3 separate regions of the Homo sapiens genome follow, and regions 1 and 2 are each linked to region 3. A link is a loop called in an ENCODE intact Hi-C map of the cell type or tissue named here. Cell type or tissue: gastrocnemius medialis. All regions are shown on one strand. Each heading gives the region's core, and the rest is flanking DNA. Links, peaks and the distances in the headings are about the cores only.

Region 1 (5,341 bases), core at 50-5,049, 130 kb after region 3:
CCGTCACTGCATCCCCATGCACCAGCATGGGAAATCTCAGCACAGCCATGTTTTTCAACATGATCTCATTCTCTAGCATGCAATGGACTGACAAGAGGGGCATTTCCTTGGGAATTTGGAATAAGGAACAAGACAGAGAGATTCAGTGTCTCCTTGCAACTTGGCCTGCAACATGGAGAGATGGGGCAGGGTGCAGCCATGTCCCTCATGGGGACCAGGAGACAGCGGGCACTTCAGGTCCCAGGTGGGTCCTGTCAGCTTTCCACTCCTTGTTCTAGCCCCTTGCTCAGGCCTGGCTGGTCCCTGAGTCACTCCTGCTTCTTTATAATCAAGTCCTCCTCTGGCCTCAGTTAGCATGTGTGGACCTCTAGTCTTCGCAGCCACAGTCCCAGCTTACACAAGACACAAATACGTAAAAAGACATAGATAATTGTTTTACATAAATGACATGATATGCTTCCAGATGACCTTTTAGTGCCATCAACTGTCCTCCCCACCCCACCTGGGGAGGTCTTGTTTGCAGAGAAAAAGGACAATACCTGCGTCGCTTGTGTTTCTTGGAACTTTTCTTCTTCTTTTTCTTGACAGGCGATGGGCTATAGGATGAGGACCTGCCAGGGCCAAGAAGACACATTTCAGAAGGAGGCTCTTAAAGGCCAAGGTTGGTTTCAAAAAGAACCTTCCCCAGTCCTTATACAGGGTTTTAGCTCTTGCAGGAACACACATCAAAGATAATATCCATGCTGATACTAGCTTGCATTTGTAAGCAATTTTTAATTGCTCACAAATTTAATTTTACTTTTCATTTGATTTTAATTTTTAACAAGTTAATGTAAACCATTACCTTGTGTTTTGTAAGCATTATCTCATTCAATCCTTTCACACACTTCTTAGGTAGGTACAATTGCTACCCTCCCTTTTCAGACAAAGAAAATGAAGTTCAGAGAGGTGAAGTGACCGGCCTAAAGACACACAGCTAGGAAGTAGATGAGCTGGGATCCCACTGGTTTTTGCTCTCAGTCACCATAGCACCTCACAGCTGCCTGCCTGGTCAAGCTGGAAAGGCTTCCTTCTGTCTGCTGTTCTCCCTTCAAGCTGCAACCCTCCTCTCAAAGTCTCAGGGTTTCTCCTTTGCCCCATCCTTTGTCTCCCTGGTAAGACTGAGCCCCTGAAGGATATCTTGCCAGGCTGCGGCTGCACGGATAGTGCCATCAAAGTGTTACCTGAGCAACAGAGCTACTCTGAGTCCATGGTGATGACTCAAGACTGAGGCTCAGGTGACCTAAGTTCCAATCTTGACTACTACCAACTCACAGAGCCACCTTGGGCATGTCAAGGCTCATCTCTAAGTCTCTTATTTCCCCGCTGACAAAAGACCAGGGTTGAAACAGATGAGAGGTTACAAATTCAATGCTAACAGGGCCCTCTCAGGTAACATGAATGGATGAAGCAGGCTGGGTGGAAGACAGTAGGGAGTAGTGGGGACTGTGGGGGAACCAGAGAGGTTCTGGCTGGAGGGGAGTCTGCTTCTCAGATTAGCCGAAGATCCTGTGTAGGAATTCAGGTCTGGGCTTCTACAGCACCTGCCTTTTCTAAAGGAGCCTCCAAAACTCCACATTTTCATATGAAATCTCCCGATTTGGAAATGTTGACCACCAATTAAAAAAAAAATCAAATCACTTTGCAGGTCAAACAAAACATGTCTGCAGAAGGGAATGGCTGAGAAACAATTCAGCCTTCAAGGAATCATAACATTTGTCCCCAGACACATGCTCAGTGAATATTCACTGGATGAACGAGTCAATTAGTGAATCTTAATATCTGAGGTTTCCTTTTTTAGAGTATTCTCTGGCCCACCCCTCAAATTAGGAAATCCAAAGCACTTGCCTCAATTTCATCTCCTACCCTACAATGGCTAGGACTCAGAGTCTTCATCCATATTTCCCCCTGGCTCCTCTTTGAGCCTGTCCTTTTAGAATGAGGCTAAGGGGTGTCTGTGAAACAAGGTTCCAGAAAACCTGGAGTTGAAGCCCAAGTCATCAGATGCTGCTCTCTGCTGCCCCCTACAGGTTTCTATAAATACTGCCTCAGAAGTTTGCTGTGATTCTCAGTTGGCAGCCTTAAGGGTTAATTTAAGCCTGCCCCTCTGGAGTTGGCACACTAGAGATGCTTTCAGTCTAGTTAGTGGCAGCCTACAAGCAAATCTGGAAATCATTTTAAATATAAAAAAATTTTAAAGGAATTGGACGTAGAAAAAATGCATAGGATACCAAAGAGTCAATAGCTGGCAAACAAACAAACAGCACCCCTCCCCTCCAACACCCACCTATTATCCTAGATATTGAACTAGTTAGGTGGGCGTCGTAGAACCAACTGAGAACCTGGCGTCAAGCCCCTGTAGATCCTGTCACCACCTCTGTGAGCCTTTATTTTCTCATCTCTAAAATGGGAATAATAATGCTTTCCTGGTAGACAATGGTCAGGGATAAAAGAGATAATGAAGACCACGGTGCCTAGTCTAGTCCTCTGCATCTAGTAAGCTCTCAAAAAATAATTCAATATTCATGCTAAAGACTATGCTTCCGGCCAGGCGCGGTGGTTCACGCTTGTAACCCCAGCACTTTGGAAGGCCGAGGCAGGCGGATCACAAGGTCAGGAGATGGAGACCATCCTGGCTAACACAGTGAAATTCTGTCTCTACTAAAAATACAAAAAATTAGCCTGGCGTGGTGGCGGGCGCCTGTAGTCACAGCTACTCGGGAGGCTGAGGCAGGAGAATGGAGTGAACCTGGGAGGCGGAGATTGCAGGGAGCCGAGATCATGCCAGTGCACTCCAGCCTGGGTGACAGAGCGAGACTCCGTCTCAAAAAAAAAAAAAAAAAAAAAAGACTATGCTTCCTATTAATTAGTCATTTACCATGTGCCAGGTACTGTGACAGCCGCTTCCACATTAATTTTTCATGTAATTTTCATGAAATCTCAAAAGGTAGATATTATCACCATTTTGGAGAAGTATAATAAAAACAGGAACAGAGATGTAAAGTGACTTGCCCAAGGTCACACAGCTAGTTAAGCATCAGAGAGGGGATTTGAACCCAAGAGGGAGCCACTGTCTGACTTTGAAACCCATATTTTGTCCCTGCCTGCATCTTACAGGTTTTATCTCCCTCTTGGTGCTCTTACCTCCTTCTCTTCTTCCGAGTGGATTTCTTCTTTTTCTTCTTTCCCCTGGAGGAAGGTGGTGGTGTCAAGTCTTTGTCATGAGAGGCACTGTGAGGAGCAAAGAGAGGAGCATTAGATAACTCATGGTTCCCCAACTCCCCAACCAGAGCTGGTGCAGCCAGGGAAGGACCCAGGTCCTTGGATGATCAAGGACCTATAGCCAGTGCCTCATTACCACCTCATGGCTGATTGGGTCACACTTCAGACTAAGTACCTAAATAAGGACTTAATGCCGAGTTAATGAGACAGACGTTGTACGTTACCCAAACACCAACTGATTATTAAAAACAGAGTTATAGAGGTTAACTACTCCTAAATAGATTTATTATTGAATTTGCAAATGGCTTGCCTTGGTAAATAAATCACTTTTTAAATAACTCATCAGCCGTTCAGCCCCCTCCCTCCCCAATATATCGTGTCCGTAGTTCCTGCTGGAAATTTAATAGCAGGCGGAAGGTATGTTAAGTAGCAGCTGATTATTAAAAGTATATTTGCCAAGGTCTAATGTAACGAGATACGTATCTTATATTGCCTCGCAGAACCTCAAAAACCTCCGCTCTTCAAGAATAATTATTTCCTGTTCAATTAAATTCAAATGCTGAGGCTGCAGTTAAATGAAGTCAAGTTATCTTCTTTTATAATTGGGGCAGGCTCCAGGGATTTTTTTAAAAACACTATCCCATGGCAAAGGAAGATGGTTTTAGATGAAAAACTGCTTGGGAATTGGAACATGCCAACCTAGTGGAACCTCAAGGGGAAAACATAATCTTACTACTAATATTGTCATTATTTCAGCAGTGACACAACTAGCATTTATGCGCTTGTTATGTGCCAAGTTTTTTTATATATTGGGATACAAACACTTTGAGAATGGTATGACTTTTACTGTCTTGAGCCTCAGAAAGGTTAATTAACTTGCTGATGGCTAGACAATTAGAATGTGTCCAGGCTAGGATTTGAATCAAGGCCTGTGTGATTCCTACCCTGAGATTTTCCCCACAAAACCAGCTGCCTTCTCAAACTTGTTTGTGTGGCCAATCATCTGGAAATTACCCAACTTTTTATAGAATATCATAAAGTACTGCTGTATTTAATTCCATTTTAAGAATCTGGATCATTGTGGTTAGTAGAAAGAATGATAAAATGGTTAGAATATATGCCAGGGTCTCTATCTTCAGCAAATAAGAATCATATAGCTATATTTATAATATTTTCAAGAGAGCCACTTTTTAAAAATTATCAGATGTCATTTTATTTAAACAGCTGGAGGAGAGACTATTTATATTATTGAGCTTTTCTACTAATTTGCTTTCCTGAATGTGGAACTTTTGATGTGCTGTTTTTTTTTAATTTTAATTTTAAATTTGTACATTCCGGGCTACATTTGCAGGATGTGCAGGTTTGTTACATAGATAAATGTGTGCCATGGTGGTTTGCTGCACCTATCAACCCGTCACCTAGGTATTAAGCCCAGCATGCATTTGCTCTTTTCCCTAATGCTCTTCCTCAGCCACCACTCTCCCCCAACAGGCCCCAGTGTGTGATGTTCCCCTTCCTGTGTCCATGTGTTCTCAATGTTCAGCTCCCACTTATAAGTGAGATCATGCAGTATTTGGTTTTCTGTTCTTGCATTGGTTTGCAGAGGATAATAGCTTCCAGCTTCATCCTTGTGCCTGCAAAGGACAGGATCTTGTTCATAGTATGGAATACTGCATAGTATTCCATGGTATATGTATACCACATTTTCTTTATCCAGCCTATCATTGATGGGCATTTGGGTTCATTTCATGTCTTTGCTATTGTGAATAGTGCTGCAATGAACATATGCGTGCATGTATCTTTATAATAGAATGACATATATTCATTCCTTTGGGTATATACCCAGTAATGGGATTGCTGGGTCAAATGGTATTTCTGGTTCTAGGTCTTTGAGGAACCACCATCTTCCACAATGGTTGAACTAATTTACATTCCCACTAATAGTGTAAAAGCATTCCTATTTCTGTACAACCTCACCAGCATCTGTTGTTTCTTGACTTTTTAATAATTGCCATTCTGACTGGCGTGAGATGGCATCTCATTGTGGTTTTGATTTGCATTTCTAAGAGGGTCCCTTTTA
Region 2 (5,341 bases), core at 50-5,049, 88 kb after region 3:
AGGGGAAAGTGGGGCAAGACACATGCGCATGAGACCATTTTGAACATTTGTGAAAAAGAAGAGGGGAAAAGAAAACAGCAGAAGAAAAGATGAAAGTTGGACTGGAGAAGGAAAACAATGTGCTTTCTTTGCCTTTGAGAGCACCCTGAATTTTGGCCTCTCCAAGCAGACCCTTTTGCAAAAGAGGATGGGTCTGAGCAAATGAAGTGATGCGGTTCTCTGAGACTGAGACCTTTGTTCTAACATCTTAATTTTATTCTGCTTCTGAAAGATCAGCTGTCCTTCAAAGAAGGGAAGGAATGCAGATAGGAATATGATCAAACCTCAGTGAACCAGAATGTTACTAATAGGGGGCTTTGAGTTACTTAGCCTTGCCTAATTAACTGAAGGGAGATCAAATCTTGCTTTTCGTTTTTACTTTCATGATGGACAACCTCCTAAAAATGTTTGAGGCTCTTTTCCTTTTCCCTCTGAGTCTCAGTGAAGCTCCCTCTGTCTTTGGTGACACTCTCAGGCCTCAGGCCAACATTTTGAATTTTTATCTCACAAATCCCTCCACTTAACAGAGGTCGAACTTTGCCCTAGGGAAAGGGAGCAATGTATTCAGTTTCTGTCATCCAGTGCACTTCCATAGCGGGAAGGTCAAAGGCTTGGGATGCATGGCGCTTGACCTCAAGCCACATCTCCCTCCCATTTTGGATGTTGGTTTTTGAGATAAATCCTCACGACGAGCAGCATCCTGGTGATCTGTCATATTCCTTGGAAGCAGAAGGTAATGAGGGTGAAATGGGCGTAGGAACAGCGATACTGGGAATGGGAGGTTCTGGTTAATCAGGGTTACCAGTGCCTCAACAAGCACATTGTTTTTGGATAGAAAAAAAGGAAATGTAAAAGAAAGTAGAGAAATACACTGAGAGAGAGAGAGAGAGAGAGAGAGAGAGAGAGACAGAGAGAGAGACAGAGAGAGAGACAGAGAGAGAGAGAGGCAGAGATTTCCCCGAAGCAGGCATTTAAGCAGCCTTCTTGTAAACTTCACCCAGGAAAGGGGCACTCCCTTGCTTTGGGTTAGGGCTGGATAGTCACATTGCCAGGGAAACAACCAGGGATGTTGCAAAAGTCTCACCAAACCCAAAGCTGGACCAGACAAGCTGGCAATTGCAAGGCAGTGGACAGTGACTTTGGAAAGGGCAAGAGCTGTCTCCGGCCAGCAGCCAGAAGACACTGCCAGTTGGTCAGATAAGCAGGACTGATGACCTTTGGATCCTGGGCCCTTCCAGGATGGGTTTGGAAATGACCTTCTTGGTGGGGTCCTGTGGAACATCTGGCTGCTCCTTCCACCTTTTTTTTTTTTTTCCTAATTTCAGAAATAGCTTTGTGCTTTCCCCTGATGAAACAGCAAGAGATCATAGATAAAAGCTTTTGCTTTTGGCTTGGTGGTTCTCAAGCAAGATGGCTGATGCCTCTTCCCAAGGTAGCCTTCAGATCTCAGGGGACAGAGAGAAATTAGGTACTGTGGAGTGGAAGCATGTGTAACATACATGAAACCAACTAGGTGTGCTCAGAGAAGCTAGGGAGTGATCCTGCTATGTGCCTTGGAGTGAGGGTGAGATCAAGGTGCATCTTCCCTCAGTCAGCTCAATTCCTGCCTCCATTCTCATGGTGTGAGCACCTTGTCAACCCCAAGTGCAATTCCAGTACTAAACCAGACATCATTTTCATCCACCATGGCCCTCAAAATACAAGGCAACTACTTCAGCAAGTACTCAACTGAAGCCTCATCACTCTGTTAGGAGATAGCACATCTGTCTCCAATCTGGTGCCTCCCTAAGGGACATTCACAAGGGATTTCGACTTTGTGCAGCCTTGGCCCCATTTGCCAACTTTCGACTCCAACCCCCACCTAAGTTGCAACTCCACTGTGTCAATTCATCACTGTAGCTCATAAGCCTCTGGGCTGTTTACATCTTTTTGATACCCCTGTGAGGTTCCTGGGGGACAGGAGGCTGGGGTACAGGCCTGACCCTCCTGGACGCTGGGTTAAGTGATGAATTTTGGGACTGATGTGCCTCCTTCTGGGCCAACCCCAGGGTGTTCCAGGCTTAGAGCCTTCAGGGAGAAGGCCAATAGCCCACTCACCTTTGGCCTCTCAAATCCCATCCATAAAAAACAGCAGAAAAAAAAAGGAGATGCACAGAAATAATTTAGGAGATCCCCCCAACACACACACACACACACACACACACACACACACACACACACACACACACAAAACCTCTGTATAAATAAATAATTCAATACTGCTAATGGCGAGAAAGAGAGACAGTCATCAAATAAATAAATAGATAAATAAATAAAATAAATAAAAAGGTTTGCTAGGAGCCCCAGGCAAAATGGTCCCCTAGAGTTGTCTTGATGAAGGCAGTCCGAACGTGAGGTTCTGATGCCTCTCACAGCTGTCCTGCTAAGAAGGTTTTTGGTGGCTCTGGGAAGCCTTTGTCTCCATGGAGGGAGACTGAAGTCCAGTCTGGGTTCCTGGGCAGGGACGAGGGTTATTTACAGTGGCTGTACTTGCCCTCCCCGGGGCACCTGCCCCTGTCCCAGGCACCTGCCATCTGGCCTTCTGCAGTGACAGCACTGGCATCCATTAGTCTTTGTGGGCAGGGCTTAGGTCTGGGCCAGAGGCCCGGTATGGGGAGGCTGGGTCGTCCACTGCTGCCCGGGGCCCTCACTCCTGTCTTCTGATGGAGGAAGGGCTGTCGTGGTGGTGGTTGCATGGCAGTCTCTAGCCCCATGGGTTGATAGGATGGGAAAGATTGGGTAGGGAGACGTCACTGCTTCCAAGAAAAAGGACTATTTTCCAAATGTTTTCCCTGGGGTGGGAGGGATAAAGAATGTTTGGCCCTTGCTTCCCCATAACCCAAAATATCCAAAAGCTGGGACCGGTCCTCTCTCCCTCGCTCCCTCCGTGCCCTGTCCTGCTGCTGTTGCCACCACAAACTTGAAACTCACCCACAAGCCTCCGGAAAGCCAGTCAGCTGGTGAGGGGGATGCCCAAGAGTTTATTTTAAGGATCTTATTCCTCACCTCCCCGTTCTTAGCGCCTTCTGTGGATGAAGCAGCTGGTGGTATTTGTGGATCGGAGATCAGCTTACCCTCTCTGCCCAGCCCCAGCCAGGGGGGACTTGGGGTGAGGGCAAAAATAAAGGTGGGTCTTTCCCAAGCTGACAAGAAACCTCAGAAGCCAGCAGGAGCCCAAGACATGGCATATCCAAGCCCCTCTCCCCTGCACTCTGGATTCGGGTCTTTTCCCCCAAACCTGAGCTGCTGTGCCCCATCCTGGCAAAATTCCTGAGAGGCAAGGGGAGTGGCTTAAGCTGAAGGGTGGGTGGGTAGGTGCCAGGCTGCACTGGGTGGCATCCAGGGCGTGGCAGCCTGGGCAGAGGGGAGGGGGCTGGCAGGCGCCAACCGGAGGGTAAGGCCAGACTGGCTGGCGCTGGGGCCTGGCAACTGGCCATGGCACTGGGGAATGTTCAGCAGATGGTCCCGTGGAATTAAGTTGGTGCCAGCTAGTGGGGCTGAGGCATATTTGGGAAGTGGGGCTGGAGACCAACCTGTCCTGACTCTTCCACTATCTCCTTTCTCGTGAGGTTGCAGGGCCCCTGTGAATGGCCAAGAGGTGTTTTGTGTCAGCCATGCAGTGGCCTCTTCACAGCTGGGATCTGCTGGGCTCTGTCCCCTTACCATGCTGAGGTATTGGGAGCAGCAGCTGAACCCTTCCGTTTTTCTATCTATCATCTTAACCAACTCCTATCTCCTGACACCTCCCACCAAGTCAAACGTCCCCATCTGGTATTCAAGGATATCCCTTCTTCTAGGACCCAAATGTCTTCCAGCCTTTGCTTGGGCCTGTTTGAGGAAGTTAAAGGCCTGACCCCGTTATCTTGAACCTGAACTGCCATTGGTCTCCTCTTTCACCCCTCTCAGACATGGGGGTCCATCCACGTGCAGCCATGAAGTTGGACTAGTGGGGCATCCGGGGAGGTGGGGAGAATTACCACGGGCCTCCTGTGAGCAGTGGAGGAGAAGAACTGTCTCCACATTTTCCTGGCCAGGGCTCAATTTTTGAGTCACAGACCCATTGCTTCTCACAAAACCTTGAAGTTTTCTTTTCTTTCTTCTTTTTTTGTGCCACAAGATGATGGTTCTTTCCATATGCCCAGGCCTGAGCTGGGCCCCAGGATGATGCTGGTAGAGGCTCCTAGCAGGCTGATCTAGAGAGTGAAGCCCCCTTACCCTCTTCTCCTCTTCCCCTAGGCAAGCAGGAAGGACAAGGTATAGGAGCCCTCACTATTTGTCACCAAGAAGGCGGGGAGGGCAGGTGGTTGGGGGAGGCTGGCAGCGCGAAGGGGCCCCCACGGGCAGCTGGCTCAGGGGCACTTAGCGCCTCGTGCTGGAGTAGCTGTCTGCTGAGCTGTAGCTCCGGCTCTGGCTCCTGCTCCGGCTCCGGCTCCGGCTCCTGCTCCGGCTCCGGCTGCGGGAGCCCGGACTAGGGCTGCGGGAGCTAGAGCTGCTGCTCGTGCGGGTCCGGCTCCGTCTCCGGCTCCGGCTCCGACTCCGGCTCCGGGAGTAGCTGCGGCTGGCCGAGCGGCTACTGCTGCTGCTGTACCAGGAGGAGGTGCTGCTGAGGCTGCCGGATGAGGAGGGGCTGGGCCGATAGTAGGGGATGGGGCGTTTCCGGGCACTGCAGAGACCAGAGAGAGGAGGGATGAGGGCCGGCCCCTCCGTGCCTCCCCGCAGCGAGCCCCAGTCTTGTCCCAAGGGAAACCAATATCCTCCCTTTCCCCAGTCCCTTAGGAAAAAATACTCCCTTTCCACTTCTCTTGCAGTGCTGAGAACACATCAAAGTAAAAGTCTCAGCTTAGTGCTAGTATGTCTTGAAAAATGATTATCTCACTTTTTTCTTTCCCCCATGAAGCAAGCCTGGAGCTCAGAGCCTTCAGCTTGCAACAGAATCTACATCTAAACTTTAATCATAGTTTTGTTTTCCTATTTTTACTTTTACTAGAACCATCTATTTATGGCAAAAGAGGCTAATTTTCCATTTACTGTACTGTATCGTTTCCTTTAGAAATAAATGTATGAACCTTTGAAAAGAGTCATATCTATTTAAAGAAAATTAAGAATAGTACAGTTGATAAACAGACAAGTCATATGTGGTCAAGATACTGGTGAATGACTAAAGATTGGGAAACACTGAATGGGTTAATCAAGATGAATTATTTGAGATTGACTAAAGAAACTAGACAGCCATTTGGAAATGCCACTCTCTATCTTAGCTTTC
Region 3 (5,341 bases), core at 194-5,193:
TACTTTTGTCATGTCCAAATGCACTGAAATAATTGATTGTTTTAATGAGCTCTCCATCTGTCTCATTTTCTTCTGTCTTTCTCTACTCAGTAACTGGTTTTAGTGAGAGAAAAGAACAGACTCCACTCTTGGGAGGTCACAGTTTGAAAGAGGGGAGGATCTCTGGCTTGGATCTGCTGCCCAGGGGTTCTGCATTCCCTGGTGAAATTAGAAATGATTTCCCCAGGCTGGGCATGGTGGCTCATGCCTGTAATACCAGCATTTTGGGAAGCCAAGGCAGATGGATCATTTGAGGTCAGGAGTTCGAGACCAGCCTGGCCAACATGGTGAAAACCCATCTCTACTGAAAATACAAAAATTAGCCGTGAGTGGTGGCACGCCCCTGTAGTACCAGCTACTCAGGAGGCTGAGGCAGGAGAATCGCTTGAACCCAGGAGGCGGAGGTTGCAGTGAGCTGAGATCATGCCACTGCACTCCAGCCTGGGCAACAGAGTGAGACTCCATCTCAAAAAAAAAAAAAAAGAAAGAAAAAAGAAATGATTTTCCCAAAGAAGAGCATGCAGGGAAAAGTGTTAGGTGCTGTGGTGGCTGCAAGGAGCACAGGTCCCTCAACTTAGCCCAAGAGAAAGAAAACTCTCTAGTCACTCCTTGAGATAGAAGGAGGACACCTAGCCACTTCAGTTTGGGTCAACAAACGGGTATTGAGTGCCTACTGTATACCAGACATATAGCAGACAGTAGAAATGTGGTCTCCAACGTCTGGCAGAATCAGTAAAAAAACTCCTTGGGTCAGATGCATTCATATGCTACTGGTAGGAATATAAATTTTTTACAGCTTTCCTGGAGCGTAATTGAACAATATGTATAAGAGATTTAAGAGATGTGCATGCCCATTGACCCAACAATTGGCCTTCTAATAATTTATGATAAGGGGATAATCACTTATGTGTGCAAAGATTTAGCTGCAGCTGTGTTCATTGCAACATTATTTACAAAAGCAAAGAAAAAATCTTTGAAAAACCTAATTGTTCAATGACAAGGAATTATATAAATTCGTGATGACATATCGTTAGGATGGCATACTAGAAAATCATTTAAAAGAATATTAGAAGAGAATATTTATTGACATGGGGAACAGTTAATTACACATTTTTTTTTTTTTTGAGGTGGAGTCTCGCCCTGTTGCCCAGGCTGGAGTGCAGTGGCATGATCTCGGCTCACTGCAACTTCCGTCTCCTGGGTTCAAGCGATTCTCCTGCCTCAGTCTTAGCGAGTAGCTAGGATTACAGGTGCCTGCCACCATGCCCAGCTAATTTTTGTATTTTCAGTGGAGGCGAGGTTTCACCATGTTGGTCAGGCTGGTCTTGAACTCCCAACTTCAAGTGATCCTACCACCTTGGCCTCCTAAAGTGGTGGGAAATGATACATTGTTAAGTTACAGTAAACAAATAAAATGTCTAATAAATAGTATGATCTAAATTTTCTGGAAAAAAAAATGTCTGCAATTGTGTGGAAAAAAGACGGGAAGGAAATGCACTATTCTGGGAAGATGAGAATTTGTGTTACATTTAGATTCTTCTCTGGGGTTCTTCTGATTTTTTTTTCCCAGTGATAATGTGTTACTTGTTATTTTCAAAACAGAAAAAGCTGTTTTGAAAAGAGATAGCTGTGAACAGGAGCCAGAAATGAAATGGAAACTGTTGGGAATTAAGCAGGCTTGGGGACTAGCTGGGCTCTAGCCTGGCTTATTTCCTCTGTGGGTTCATTCTACTCTCTCTACTTACTGGGTGTGTTAGGCCATTCTTGTGTTGCTATAAAGGAATGCCTGAATCTGAGTAACTTATAAAGAAAAGAGGTTTAATTGGCTCACAGTTCTGCAGGCTGTACATACAGGAAGCATGGTTGGCATCTGCTCAGCTTTTGGATGACCTCAGGAAGCTTACAATCATGGCAGAAGGTGAAGGGGGAGCTGATGTATCACGTGGTGAGAGCAGGAGCAAGAGAACAAGGGGAGGTGCCACACACTTTTAAACAACCGGATCTCACAAGAACTCACTCACTATTGCAAAGAAGGCACCAAGCGGATGGTGTTAAAAGTCCACCCCCATGATCCACTCACCCCGCACCAGGCCACACCTCCAACATTGGGGATTACCTTTCAATCTGAGATTTGGGGGCACAAACATCCAAACCCTTTCATTGCTTACCCATGGTTCTGCTGCCTCTAAACCTCTGCCTGCTTCTGGTCTATCAGAGCCTCTCCAGCCAGAAGTCAACCTCATGACTTTGCTACTTCAGTGCCAAAGTATGACTATTTTGGTCTCCGGGTATATTTAGTTCTCTGGATATACTATACATAGTCCAAATTTCCAGAAGAGAGAGACTCCTCTCTTCTTTACCAGGCCAAGGCCTATGTCATTGACTGGATCAGACCTGATCTGGTGGCTCATATCTAATCAGGTGTGGTCCAATCAGCAGTGGGCCAGAGTCAAGGGTTACTGGGCTCATATCTTAACCAGGGCATGGAGGTGGGGCATTTCCCTTTAGGATGCTGTGTGGTTGGACGGTCCCAGTGATAGACATCTTCAGCACAACAGTCCAATCAAATAATTTAAATAATGCAGGGCCCAAATATCTGCATGGAAACCAGATCCCAAGTCTTTGTTCTCAGCTTTGATCAACTAAATTAAGCCACTGTTGATTCTTACTGATTTTGGCGCTGACATCACAGCTCACACAATTTTGGGGGACAGGGTATTAGGCCTATCCAACTGAAATAGATAATGAATCTAAGCTTTATTAGGGTTATAGATGCAGACAAGGCAAAATCAAAGTTAGATCATTGTCAAAAGGGTTGGATCTGTATAGCATAGCATGTTACTGATAATAACAGCTATCATTTTTCATACAATAGTATATAATTTACTACCTGCCAGGCACTGAGCTTCACAGGTATCATTCTAGTGACTCCTCAAACAATCTCGTTGTCAGTAAGGTACGGTTATAATTAATTCCCATCTCATAGATAACGAAACTGAAGATCAGGGAATTTAAGTAACTTTTTCCCAGGTCACACATGACTAGGAGGTCACTGGGTTAGAATTCAAACCCAAGCCTTTTGTAATTCCAGATTCTGTGGGCTTTACCACCTCTCAATACCACCCAAATACTTTCTGTCCAAACCCCTTATTTTGGAATAATTAAAAAGAATTACCATCACTTCTGGCCATTCTCTGGCATTTTATCTAGAGCAGGATAAGACTCTGGCTCAGTCTTTCCCAGGCCAGACAGGTCATGTGACTATAATAATTGGAATGTTTTTGCTAGCAACAATGGGAATCCCAACACAAACTGGGAATGTGTTAGTTCAACAATTGAACAAACTTCTGCTTCTCATGAGAAGGGAGTAGCAGGAATGAGATTTTTTTTCCTCCTGCTTAAAACAACCAAAAAATAGATACAATGTATGATGCAATGGTTTTTAAACTTTGGATCTTAGGAAACAGAGGACAGTTAACCTTGAAAGACAGGAAACAAAGTGAGCCCTGGGTTTGCTCCAGCATACTGCTTTGAGAGACTTTCCACGCTGCAGCCTAGGAGGATTCGAGGAGACTCCCTAAATTAAGGAGACAGAAGTGAAAGTTTGGGGAGGCCAAGGTGTCTGGAGGAACCAGATTGGAATAGTGGAGAGAAGAGAGTTGCATAGAGGGAGAAAGCCAAAGATTGGCCAGAGAGTATCCTTGGATTTTCAAGACAGGAGGGATCAGCCTGCACATTTGAGGAAATGACCCAAGTTTGGGGAAAGAATTATCAGAAAGGATTAGAAATAACAGTGTTGGCATTTACACAGGACCAAGAACAGTGTCTGTTCCCATTTGCCAGACTGGAAAACCTCATGGATCTCAGGGCATTGAATAGACTACAGACGGGTCTTACTCATTGGTGGGGAATAATTAACTAAACACTAAACAAATCTTAAAGGGGATTCCCACAGTTAACAATATACTTAATGGCTAAAACTGGATACTATCTCCTAAGATCAGAATAAGACAAGGATATACTACCACGTCTTCTATTTAACAATATGCTGGAGGTCCTCACTGGTGAAATAAGGCAAGACAAAGAAACAAAAGGCATCCAGATTGGAAAGTAAAACTATCTTTATTTGAAGACAGCATGATTATTTATGTAGAAAATCCTATGTAATCTACATAAAACTACCATATCTAATTAATGAGTTTAGCAAATTTGCAGGACACAAGATCAATATACAAAAATCAATTTTATTTCTATACACTAGCAACAAACAATTGGAAATTGAAATTTAAAATACCCTTTACAACAAATTCAATACTTAGGGATAAATCTGACCAAAAAAGGTGAAAGAACTATACATTGAAAGCTACAAAACATTTAAAGAAAAAATTAAAAAAGACTTAAATAAATGAAGAAATATATCATGTTAATAGGTGAGAAGCCTCAATTTTGATAAGATGTCTGTTCTCCCCAAATTGATCTATGCAATCCCAATCAAAATCCCAGTTGGCTTTATTTTTGGTAGAAATTGTCAAACTGATTCTAAAATTCATATGAAATGCAAAATATCTACAATGGCCACAACAACTTTGATAAAGAAGAATCAAGTTCAAGACTCTTACAGTTTAGTAACCAAATAGTATTGCATTGGCAAAAAAAAAAAAAAAAAAAAAAAGACCAACATATTCATCACCGATGGGACAGAATAGAGAGTCCAGAAATACACAAATGCATATATAAAAAATTGAGTCTTGACAAAGGTGTAAAGATAATTCAGTGGTAAAAGGAAGTCCTCTCATCAAATGGTGCTGGAAGAATTAGATATCTAGATGCCAAAAACACCACCCCAAAAAACAAAACAGCACTTGGATCCATAACTTGTATGAAATGCAAATTTAACTCAAAATGGATCATAGATCTAAATGCAAAACTTAAAACTATAAAATTCCTAGAATAGTAATTCTTAATGGGGGCAATTTGACACCCCCTACCCCACAACCCAGGAAATACGTGGCAATGTCTAGAGATATTTGTGGTTGTCATAAGTGGAGGGGGCATGCTATAGGTGTCTAGTGGGTAGAGGCCAGAGGCACTCTCAAACATTTTATAATGTGTATAAAGACCCCCACAGCAAAGAATTATCTAAAATAATGTGTCAAGAGTACCAAGGTTGAGAAACTCTATTCTAGAAAAAAATATAGAAGAAAACTTTTGTGATCTTGGTATAGGCAAACATTTCTTAGATCTGACACCAAAAGTACAATCTATAAAAGAACAAATTGACAAATTCAACTTTATTAAAATT

The links. A loop is a pair of places that touch in the nucleus more often than their neighbours do. Peaks named below come from ENCODE experiments on the same cell type or tissue, not always from the same donor. Only the 100,000 strongest peaks of a DNase experiment are listed, where the experiment ranks them.
Region 1: it touches region 3 in a loop (4-fold over the local background); 7 of 110 quality-filtered maps call a loop at or near these places.
Region 2: it touches region 3 in a loop (4-fold over the local background); 2 of 110 quality-filtered maps call a loop at or near these places.

Annotation. Positions count from the first base shown.
Region 1 is chr12:119,112,207-119,117,547 of GRCh38, reverse strand. It overlaps SRRM4 (serine/arginine repetitive matrix 4), which reads right to left. Exons shown (of 13, transcript NM_194286.4): 3 at 3,184-3,270; 4 at 540-611. LOC105370021 (a long non-coding RNA gene) reads left to right here. Exons shown (of 3, transcript XR_945429.3): 2 at 589-661. Among named protein-coding and RNA genes, the nearest start is that of SRRM4-AS1, 63 kb to the right of the region's middle. In gastrocnemius medialis, for the core only: CTCF peaks have their summits at 1,863 and 2,064 (motif pointing left); no DNase peak of the experiment used is centred there.
Region 2 is chr12:119,155,895-119,161,235 of GRCh38, reverse strand. SRRM4 (serine/arginine repetitive matrix 4) reads right to left here. Exons shown (of 13, transcript NM_194286.4): 13 at 1-4,741. The coding sequence ends at 4,438. Among named protein-coding and RNA genes, the nearest start is that of HSPB8, 20 kb to the left of the region's middle. In gastrocnemius medialis, for the core only: no CTCF peak of the experiment used is centred there; DNase peaks (open chromatin) are centred at 1,185, 2,605, 3,065 and 3,485; H3K4me3 peaks cover 720 bases; H3K27ac peaks cover 4,794 bases.
Region 3 is chr12:119,244,249-119,249,589 of GRCh38, reverse strand. The region is part of intron 1 of LOC105370025 (a long non-coding RNA gene); the gene reads left to right. Among named protein-coding and RNA genes, the nearest start is that of LINC00934, 56 kb to the left of the region's middle. In gastrocnemius medialis, for the core only: no CTCF peak of the experiment used is centred there; DNase peaks (open chromatin) are centred at 1,981 and 2,269; H3K27ac peaks cover 2,479 bases.